Regions from separate parts of the Homo sapiens genome. Here region 2 is linked to region 1. Evidence: read pairs that join two places in POLR2A ChIA-PET (ENCODE). Cell type or tissue: GM12878. All regions are shown on one strand. Each heading gives the region's core, and the rest is flanking DNA. Links, peaks and the distances in the headings are about the cores only.

What was found. Peaks named below come from ENCODE experiments on the same cell type or tissue, not always from the same donor. Only the 100,000 strongest peaks of a DNase experiment are listed, where the experiment ranks them.
Region 2: POLR2A ChIA-PET joins it to region 1 with 11 read pairs; 1 of 35 experiments calls an interaction of 5 or more read pairs at or near these places.

What each region holds. Positions count from the first base shown.
Region 1 is chr3:127,218,413-127,223,785 of GRCh38, forward strand. It overlaps the pseudogene PRR23E2P. Among named protein-coding and RNA genes, the nearest start is that of PRR23E, 28 kb to the left of the region's middle. RefSeq lists enhancers at 2,019-2,198, 2,219-2,408. In GM12878, for the core only: no CTCF peak of the experiment used is centred there; a DNase peak (open chromatin) is centred at 2,259; H3K27ac peaks cover 769 bases.
Region 2 is chr3:127,305,029-127,310,401 of GRCh38, forward strand. No RefSeq gene overlaps it. Among named protein-coding and RNA genes, the nearest start is that of PRR20G, 20 kb to the left of the region's middle. RefSeq lists an enhancer at 2,563-2,612. In GM12878, for the core only: no CTCF peak of the experiment used is centred there; a DNase peak (open chromatin) is centred at 2,643.

The DNA.
Region 1 (5,373 bases), core at 61-5,060:
GACTGGTCTCCATTTCCATGCTGCCTCCTCCACCTTCAGTCTGGTCTCACGGCATCAGTCTGAGGTGGATCTCCTCACTCCTCTGTGCAAACCCTCAGACAACTCCCGCGACTGACATTGTTTCCACCCCTCCCTGCCTGCGTTCTAACCACACTGGTCTCCCTGCTGTTCCTGGAAAAAGGCAAAGGTACTCCTCCCTCTCCTCCGCTCCACCCCTTCCTCCTGGCTTCTGCTCAAGTCACTTTTTTTGGTGAGGATTTCCCCGAGCCCACCCACCATCACTCTGCATCCTCCTTACTCTTTGTTTCACAGGACTTACCGCCAGCCGCTATTTATTTGTTTCCCACCTCTTCTCAGATAGATGGAAGGCTTCGTTGGTAAGGACTTACTTTTCTGGACTACGCTATCTCCAGCACCTGTGACAATGCCTGGCACACCTCGGATGCTCTATGCGCATTTATTGAATGAATTATTTCATGTATGATAATTATCTCATAAGACCCGACAGAATAAACTGAGAACTTACAGGGTTGCAATTGAACATTTTTTTAATTAAAAAGGAAAACATATGCATGTCTAGAAATAAATGCTTTAAAGGAAAACAAACACCATGAAGATCATAAAAGAATGAATATAACATACTCATGAATAGAGCAAGCTAACAAGGTGGATGTCAGTTTGTTCTAACTTAATCTATACATTTTTATCCTAATCAATCTAGTTGGATTCCTTTGAAGGAATTAGACAAACTCACTTCAAAATTTATACAGAAGAAAAGAACTATAAATCACTGTCAAGTCTGAAAAAGTAAAGCGAAAAGGGGTTAGAGTGGCTGTGAGGAGTTGGCCTAGTAGATACCAACATGCATTGAAATGTAACAAACAGAAGTAGAGAGTGAATGAAGGGACAGACCGGGGCACAGCCTGGAGAGCTCAGGAACAGACCCCTGGGCACACAAATGCCTGAAACATACACAGATGAGCCCTCGAATCAATAGGGAAGATGCTTTGTTTAATAGCACTGGACCTGGCAGTGACCTGGAAAAAGATAAGTTCAGGTCCTTATGTAACATTATCTATAAGGATGGACTCCCAGGCAACATCCAGGGAAAACTGTAAGGATATTTAAAAATAGAGGGGATCTGTGCAACCTGGAAGAGACCAAGGACTTTCATGGTTGTGTTTGGGGCTTCTAAAGCAAAGCAAGAAGGAAGAAAGGAAGGAAAATAAGGGGAAAAAAAGGAGGACTTACTACAAAGTCATATATATATATATATATATATATATATATATATATATATATAATTTTTTTTTTTTTGAGATGGAGTCTCTCTCTGTCACCCAGGCTGGAGTGCAGTGGCGCAATCTCAGCTCACTGCAAGCTCCACCTCCCAGGTTCACGCCATTCTCCTGCCTCAGCCTCCCGAGTAGCTGGGACTACAGGTGCCCGCCACCGCGCCTGGCTAATTTTTTTTTTTTAGTAGAGACGGGGTTTCACCGTGGTCTCGATCTCTTGACCTCACGATCCATCTGCCTCGGCCTCCCAAAGTGCTGGGATTACAGGCGTGAGCCACCGCACCCGGCCATATATATTTTTAAATAAATATATTAACAGTAACCTGTATTATATATCATATATAATAATATAGAATTAAAATACAAAGATAAAACTTATATATATACATATAATTTTTTAAAATTGAGAAATAGCAGCAACCAGTGGTCCTCAAACTTGAGCGTGCATCAGAATCATCTGGTGGACTTAAAACAGGTTGTCGGCCCAACATCTGGAATTTGTGAATCAGAATCTAGGGTGGGGCTGGAGAATGTGCATTTCACACAAGTTCCCAGGCGATGCTGATGCTGGGTTTGGTGGCACTTGGAGAACGCTCGGCAAAGGTCATATTTGTTGACAGACACCGAGGAGACATTTGCATGGCCTAAGAATGAAAATGGATATCCAGAATTTACAATCCTGAAAATGACTGAAAGATATTCTATATAATTTACAGACAGAGGAGGCCAAAGGGCTGACAGGAAGTCAAACCAGAACAATAGCTTGCTTGCCACTTTGTGCCTATCCACATGGAGACAGTCAAAGTGGGCTTCCAGCAAGAGGCCACGCTGTGTGGGGGCAGCTCAGGCACTGCCGAGGTAGGAAGTGGAAGAAGCTGTTCTGGAGAGGGACCTGCTGGCTGTCCCAAATAAAATCAAGCATCATCTTCCCATGACTCAGAAAAATGTTCACACAAGCCCTAAAAGGTGGTGTGGGGATTTTCCCCGGGGCTCTCCGTGGAGTATTTATAGCAGGGAATCGAAGGCAGCCAACATCAGCAGGCAGGGGGGATGATGTCCTTGAGAGCAGTTGGAACCACAAACAGAATGTACATACAGCACAGTGCATCGATCTGAAATATCGTGCCTGCCGATAAAGAGCAAAGCAACAGTTTTTATAGCACGTCATTTATGTAATTTAAAAACATATGCATGCAAAGCTCATTTCACAAGGTTGCATGCATGCATATTTGGGGACTTAATAGCAAATCTACTAGAGTGCTGGCCCAGAACAAGGGCTGGGGAGGACAAAAGGTGCTGGTATGAGGGTTAGAGGGCAAAACGAAAAAAAAAGGTAGAAAAATACCAAATAGAGCAGCCCTGCATCTGCTCTGTGTTAAGGATAGTGAACTTACATCTGAGACGCTTCTAAAAACAAAGTCCACAGCTGGCTGGGCTCCACCAGACATGTTTCTGATTGGTGGGTGGGTCTGGAGGGCTGCTTAGCACTCAAAGAGGCAGTGGCAGGCCCTGCAGGGTGACAGGGAGGAGAAGCGGGGGCAGCCAGGGTCCAGCTGAGAATCCTCAGTGGGGAAGGGGCAGGGGGCAGAGCTCTGAGCTGCAGCGGGCAAAGGCGCCCAGATACTGCACCTGGAGGTCCATTCTGAGGGAGGGGCTTTGCACTTCTTCAAGTAGGGAGCTCCTCTGGATGCTCCTCCACCAACTGCAGCCCTGGCTGGAGTCTGGCATCCCACCTGGGGACAGTGGCTGGAGGTAGCCTTGCCCACAATGGGAGGAGCTGAAAAGTAGATGAGTGGGAATCTTGCAGTGGGGGTGTTGGGGGTAGTTGGTGGGGGAGGAAATAGGCTGGAAGCCAAGACAGCCAGGTACTGACTTCCCATGAAGGGGTCAAAGCTGGAGGCCCCTTCGATACAGCCACACCGAAGGCACCAAAGCAGCTGGAGTGGGATACCCCATCCAGAGATACCCGCCATAGAGCACCCATGGGTAAGCCCACGGGACTAGGTAAGCTTGTCAGGGGAACCCATGCAGGAGTGGACGACACAGCTGTCTGCAAGCCCGGCCAGGTGGCCGGGTCAGTTAGAAATTTGTTTCCCACACAGGCACAGAGGCCCCCGGCAGAGCCCACATCCACCCTGGAGGCCGAGGCAGCTGTGAGTATGTGGATTTCCTCCCAGGGCTGGGAAGCATGGGAGAGGTTTTTCTGCATGGCTAGTTCCCAGGAGGTGGCTGTCCCCATTGTTGAAGGGATCTTCTCTCCCCAAGCCTGGTGACACATGTTGGGCTTGCTCTCCTGGCTCCCCGACTGTGGAGCAGACAGTGGTTAGAAGAGAAAAAAAAGAGGTTCAGGAAGGGGTGAGGCCACCCCAGAGTGTCCAGGAGGGTCAAGACACCACCCTCTGTAGCTCATGGTGATAGAGAGGGCTGGGGGGCATGCAGTCTTTTTTTGAAGCAATGTCTTGGGTCAAATTAAGAGTCATTCCTTCCCATCCCCATGAGTCCCCAGTCCCCACCCCAATGTGGTGCACAAGCACCCCAGAGGACTGATGGCAAAGCTGTGTGGGGGGCTGAGGTGGTGTTAGGAAGAAAAGGAAGCAAAATCCCAAAACAGCTGTATCTCCTTGCTGGAGCCACAAACAAAGAAAACTGGTGGCAAGGGGCTCCTCTTGGAGAGTGAGAAGGAACCCCCATGGAGGGAGACTCGACCTACCTCCCGGGCAGGGTGGCCCCCACGAGACCTGCCTCAGAGCATCAGTGAGTGGGCAGGTCTGTTTCGGAAGTGCACTCTGGTTGCAGTGGGGTGAGGGTAGAGACCAGCAAAGTCAGGGGCTGGACAGGAGTCAGGGGAGAGGTGATGGTACTTAGAACCCAGGGAAGCAGTGGGAGGGAGGGGAGCAGGTAGGCTTTGGGAACATTTAGAGCATCCTTCCTGACCAGATGTTGGAAGTGAAGAGAAGAAACAGCTCAGAACAGTGCCAGGTGCGACGGACACATGAATGTACCAGGGCACTAGCAAGGCATGGGTTTGGGGGAAGACAGTCTGGGTGAAACCGGCCACATCTGAGTCTGTGTCCCTCAACACCTCCTGAGGCAGCTGATCGCATTAGAGGCCCGGATCCTTCCCCTCGATGTAAGCTGCCCCCATGTCACGTGACCCACTCAGGCTCTGGGTGAAGGGGGTGTTAGTAATGAGTGCCTCTGCGACTGCCATGAGAACATGCCAGGTCAGCTTGCCAGAGTAGGAGAAACATATGCACAGAGCTGAGGCACCCCAGGCCTCCAGGGGCAGCCCACAGCACTCGACCTGCCGATGTGAGCGAGCCCAGGACGGGTGGGCTCAGTCTCCTAAGCCTCGAAGTGCTGGGCAACTTCTCCGGGTGATTCTAATCTTGCTACTGCTGAGGCGCACTAGCCCAAAATGGCCTGCAGCTGCCTGCTGACACCTGCCTGACCCCAGCTGAGAGCCAGACCACACTTACGACTGGTCCTGGTCAGAAGCCGCAGGTATGTGGGCTGATAGGCGTTTACTGTATGCTCTGAGGGTGTTTTGTTGTTGTTATGCAGTGTGATTTTGCAGTAGATGACTGATACACTTTCCAAAATGCCTGCTTCCTAAGAGTAGACAGAGTCTAAGGCTAAAGGAAGAAAAAGTCTGAAGGAATAAAGAAATGGGGTGCTCCGGCCTGTCCCCTTCCTTCCTTCCAGGACACGTTCTGAGGGGTAGGCCAGAAGGACAGGCTTGAGGGGAGAGAGGAGCTGGGCTCATTTCTGCCCCCTTGCTGACCAGAGCAGTGACTGTGAAGACAGATGTGGGAGGGGTGCAGACGGCCATCCCCTCACCCCAGGGGAAGAAGCAGTCAGCTGCCCTCCCAAGTAGCTGAGGGGGCCCTGAGGTGCAGTGACTGGCATGAGGTTAGCGTGTGGACAGGATCCAGGTGTAAATGCAGGTATTCGGATGCTTCCCTGGATGCCAGAAGCCACAGAGACTGGAGAGGGAGAGCAGGGGGTGCAGCCCCACCATAGCAGATGAACCCACATAATGCTTTCCATTGGTGAGCCTCACACCCACTTTCACACA
Region 2 (5,373 bases), core at 267-5,266, 87 kb after region 1:
ATGACTCATGACCAGACCTCCACCCTACTGTCCACTGACATGAAGACATCAAATGTCCTTGCCCTGACTGACAGTACCTGCAGTCAGCTTTCCTGCTCCCTGTTCCTGGCTGCTGTGGGGGAGCACTGCCATCCAGGCTCCTGGGAGAGTCAGGCACCTGTCCTCATGCTCATAAGCCTCTAAACTCCAAGGGACACAAGTTGCTTCCAAGAACCAGCTGATGCTTCCATCCAAGCATAGCACAAGTTTCCACAGCTCCTCCAGCCATGGGCTCCCCTATTGCATGCCACCCTAAATTTTATAGTGACTCTCTTGGGGTGCCCTTGCATCTGACCCAAAGGAGGAACACACTCTCCTTGACTATAGGTATTGAAAGGACAATCAATGGCATAGCCCTCTATGTCTAAAAGTTTCCTGCAAATAATCTTTTCCTCTGCTGAGCAACTCACCTCTTCTCAAAGCTAGAGGCAGTGGGTGATGAAGATGGATCCAGTTGGCTATTGTTAAATCCTGCAGGGATGTGTCTAGCACTAGTTTTTCAGAGACACTTCTCTGAGACAACAGAAAGTGCCATTGCTGTCCAGTTATCCAATTTGAAAGACCAGACACAAAAATGTTATCTGTGAGAAGCAGAATACAGGCGACTTTTATTTTATTCTTTTTGTGCATCTGTTATCTGATGGTGTGCCAAAATTGGGAATGCCTTACCTCTCTGACAGCAAAGTGCTTTGATTCCTTTGCTTCCAACGAAACAGAAACCACAGGACAGCAAGAGGCAGCCACCAGCTAGAGGAGTTCACCCCCCTTTCGGTCCCCTTTAAATTTCCAGGCTTGCCACTAAACAAGCTTGGCTCGGAAAGGGGCAGATAGAAAGCAGCCTCCGTCTTTGACACTGCCGCCTTTTCTCCCGGCTGTGTTAAATCTTTCTTCCCCACCTCAGTGAAATCTCAGGCAGGCTTCACAGCATTTCTGATCCCTAACAAAGAAGACAAAGTCTGGTCTCGTCCGATATCAAAACTCCAGACTTTTATCGCATTAAAAACTTTTGCTCCTCTAGCGCTTATCTCAATGAGGCCTTCGGCTGGGAAAGGAAGAGTGGTTACTTTTTCCTCTCCTTGTCCCCCACTCCTCCTCTGCATGGCAGACCCTCTGGCTCCAGAGGTCACCTGGGTCGAGGACCACCTCAGGCAGCCTTCCATCCCTTGGCGTTGCCAGAGCTCCCCATGTTGCGAGCCCAGATGCTGCCTCCTACGGAGTGAATGTTTGTGTCCCCTCAATCCACATGTTGAAATCTTAGCCCCTAATAGGATGTTGTTAGGAGTGGAGCTTTTGGGTGTGGCGTTAGTGATTGGGTCATGAGGATGGGGGCCCCATGAATGGGATAAGGGCCCTTATGAAAGAGGCCCCAGACAGCTCCCTCCTCTCTCTACCGTGTGAGGACAGTGAGAATGCAGTCAGCTGCAGCCTGAAAGGGAGCAGCTCAGAGCCCAGCCCCATGGGCGCCCAACCTCGGGCTCCAGCCTGCAGCCCCGCGAGGAGTAAATGTCTGCTGCCGCCAAGCCGCCGACCTTGCCTGGGCTTTGTCACAGCAGCCACTGACTCTTCCCTTCCATGGGGCTCCCAGCTTCTTGACATTCTCCCTAGGTGCCCTGGCAGCTTCAAGGCGGGACTGAGACTGTCTACAGGGTCACACCCTCCTTCCTCTGTCCCTGGCCCTCCGCCCCAGGCTGACTTCTAGGCCACCCCTCTGCAGGTGCCTTTTTTGAGCAGAATCTCATTCAAGGTGGCCCAGTCCGGCTTCTCTTTATTGGGCCCTCCCGGGGCCAGCAGGACAGCTGTGGTGGGAGTAAGGTCAGTGCTGAGGAGCCAGCAGCCCAGCAGTTGTCTCCCTCACCCCGCCGTCCCAGTCTCTCTCTTAAAGGCAGCTCAGGGGAGTCAGGTCGTTCACCACATGCCCTGAAGCTCGGGAAGAGGTGCTTGCCAATCTCAGAGTTGTCCCCCTGAGGCCCCTCACCTGGCGAAGGGGAGAAAGTGGCAGAGTGTGCCAGCAGCCCTCCCCTCCAGTCTCCCTCCCACAGTCAGGTCTCAGCCCCCCATTCTATGGCCTTTGCAAATCTAGCACCATGTCGCATTTCAGTATCCAAGCCAGTAGTTGTGCTTGGCTGTACTTGTAGAGCTTCCCAAACAGTGGCCTGAGTGCATCACCCAGATGAAGCCTGGAGGTAGAGTTCCACGCTGGCATGAGGCCATGCCCTGAGGGTCGCATTCTGCCTTTCCAAATGTCTGAGCCACTGTTGAGTCCTCAGGATGGTTGCAGAACTCTCGCTTTCCTCTTCGTATTTCAAGCAGAAAAACAGGGAAAGGCAAAGAGGAACAGGCTCCTGGGGTCAGCCTTCCTTCCTCTCCCTTATGTTTCAAGGTATCACAGGACCACATGAACTCCAAGGAAGACCAGGGAAGAAAGGAGAATGGTTGTCAGGAAAGGCAGGAGTCTCTACCACAGATAAGCGAGCATCTGCCCCCAGGATGTGGGCGCCAACACTGAGGCCTCGGACTTGGGGCCTCAGCCAAACTCCAGATGTCAGCAAAAGTCCCATTTTCACATCCTCTTTTCATACCATGCCAGATATTTCATGCAGTCCCCTCAGCCTGCTCTCTGAAAGATGGAATTCTTCAAAGATCTGAGCCCACGCAACTCACTTGGGTGAGTAAGAGACATCAGATATCTGAGGTTCTGCAACTGTAGCCAAGACTTCCTAAACCATCAAGGAGCTGAGGGGTGGACATCTTCCGGGAAAGGGGAATGGGGTTAGTGTGTTCTATTCATTTTTATGTTGGTTTTCTCTTGAGGCATAAAATGAGGACCCAAGCTAACATCTAATCAAAATATATTTTTTACCTTAGTTTGGATAGCAATAAAAAAAATTTTCCATAACGTTTATATACATCAAAGGAAAAGCAAACAAAATAAGATAAAGATAATTTAGATATAGTATAATTATAAAATGAGGAAATAAACTCTGCAAAAAGGAACTTTCAGCTCTGCCAGAAGCCATGAAGATCTCGACTGACCCTGTTTAGAATGTGGCTCTCACCCATTAATTCCACTCACTGCCCACGAGGAGGAAAGTGTCTTGGAATGAAGAAGATTGTCTCCGGGGACTGACTGTCTTTCTTTCTTTCCTTCTTTCTTTCTTTCTTCTTTCTTCCTTTCTTCCTTCCTTTTCATCCATTTAAAAAATCAAGCTTTATTTTGATTTCTAGGCACATATCTTTTATATTCCTGAAGTAAAAACACTTTTTTATACAAAATAATTTCCTTCAGTACAAGGATTCAATAAAGGCTTTATTTTTAAAGACTTCATGAACTTTAATATTCTTTTTATTTCATGGTAAAAACACTTAACATGAGATCTACCCTCTTAAATTTTTAAGTGTACAATACAGTATTGTTAACTATAGGTACAGTGTTGTACAGCAGAGTTCTGGAACCAGAGACTTTGGCAATAGCTGTTTTTCTCCTTATTTTCTCATAATGATAATGCGCTCCTTGTGCATTTACACATTTTTAAAGAAACTGGTTCCTAAGGATTTTATTATTAAATGCTTGCAGTCGAGCTGGGATGGGAGCACCCGTCAGTCTCCTCTCCAGGGAAAAATGGGGCCTCAATGGGGAGAAGTAACCAGCCCAGAAAAAAATCAATAGGGTATGAACAACAAAAGATAATAAATCCAGACTAAAGGAGGAAAGAAATAACTCCTGTAGCTATCCTCAGTGAGGAATATCACCAAATCTTTGTATAGCCAGGAATTTACCAATTCCCTCAAAGTATGAAAAAAAAAAAAATCCCTGAGGAGTGTCTCTGCCCTGCCGCCACCCCGTCTGGGAGGTGAGGAGCGTCTCTGACCGGCCGCCCCATCTGAGAAGTGAGGAGCCCCTCCGCCCGGCAGCCGCCCCGTCTGGGAAGTGAGGAGCCCATCCGCCCGGCAGCCGCCCCATCTGGGAAGTGAGGAGCGTCTCCGCCCGGCCAGCCGCCCCGTCCGGGAGGTGGGGGGCAGCCCCCGCCCGGCCGCCGCCCCGTCTGGGAGGTGGGGGGCGCCTCTGCCCGGCTGCCCCGTCTGGGAAGTGAGGAGCCCCTCTGCCCGGCCGCCACCCACTCTGGGAGGTGTACCCAACAGCTCATTGAGAATGGGCCATGATGACGATGGCAGTTTTGTCGAATAGAAAAGGGAGAAATGTGGGGAAAAGAAAGAGAGATCAGATTGTTACTGTGTATGTGTGGAAAGAAGTAGACATAGGAGACTCCATTTCGTTCTGTACTAAGAAAAATTCTTCTGCCTTGGGATGCTGTTGGTCTATAACCTTGCCCCCAACCCCGTGCTCTCTGAAACATGTGCTGTGTCCACTAAGGGATAAATGGATTAAGGGCGGTGCAAGATGTGCTTTGTTAAACAGATACTTGAAGGCAGCATACTCCTTAAGAGTCATCACCACTCCCTAATCTCAAGTACCCAGGGACACAAACACTGCCGAAGGCGGCAGGGCCCTCTGCCTAGGAAAACCAGAGACCTTTGTTCACATTTTTATCTGCTGACCTTCCCTCCACTATTGTCCTATGACCCTGCCAAATCTCCCTCTCCGAGAAACACCCAAGAATGATCAATAAATACAAAAAAAATTAAAAAAAAAAAAAGAAAGAAAGAAAGAAATAAGGCTAGGGATAACTAAAAAGAAAGATAGCACCCAGAGGGTTTTTCAAAATGTGTTTGAAGCTGGGACGAATAGATTGCGGTAGGCAGGGTAGCTTTCAATTTCGATAACTAGGAGACTGTACACATTTATAATTGCTCTAAAGAAATGACACTTTCCTTTGGTCTTCAAGTTTCCAAGCCTTATATTCAAAAGAAGGTAATACCTAAAATCAGCAAATGATCCTCTGTTTTGTAGATGAGCAGCAAAGATGTAAGAATTGTTTTCTCCTATATCCTAAGAGTTGCTTTGCTTAATATATGAAAGAGACACTCTGAAAGATTATTTGCTTAAAATATGGAAGAGACAACCTGACAATGCCTACATGAAGGAGGAAAAGGAGAGAAGTTTCTATTTATTGAGTGCCTAGTATGTACTAATCAATATTGCTAATATTTATTGCACATTTAATATTTGCTGGTCAATGTGTGTTTTCACTTATTTATCTTCGCAAGAAGCTTATAAGGTAGGTGCTATTATAATCATCATTTCGTGATGAGAAAAGGATCTTAGGCAAGTAAACTATCTTCACAGGAATATAACCAGGATTTGGTCCCATGGAGTATAACTCTAGAACTCCTGTGCTTAAAGACAAATGCCACCATTATACCACTGGATCCTCT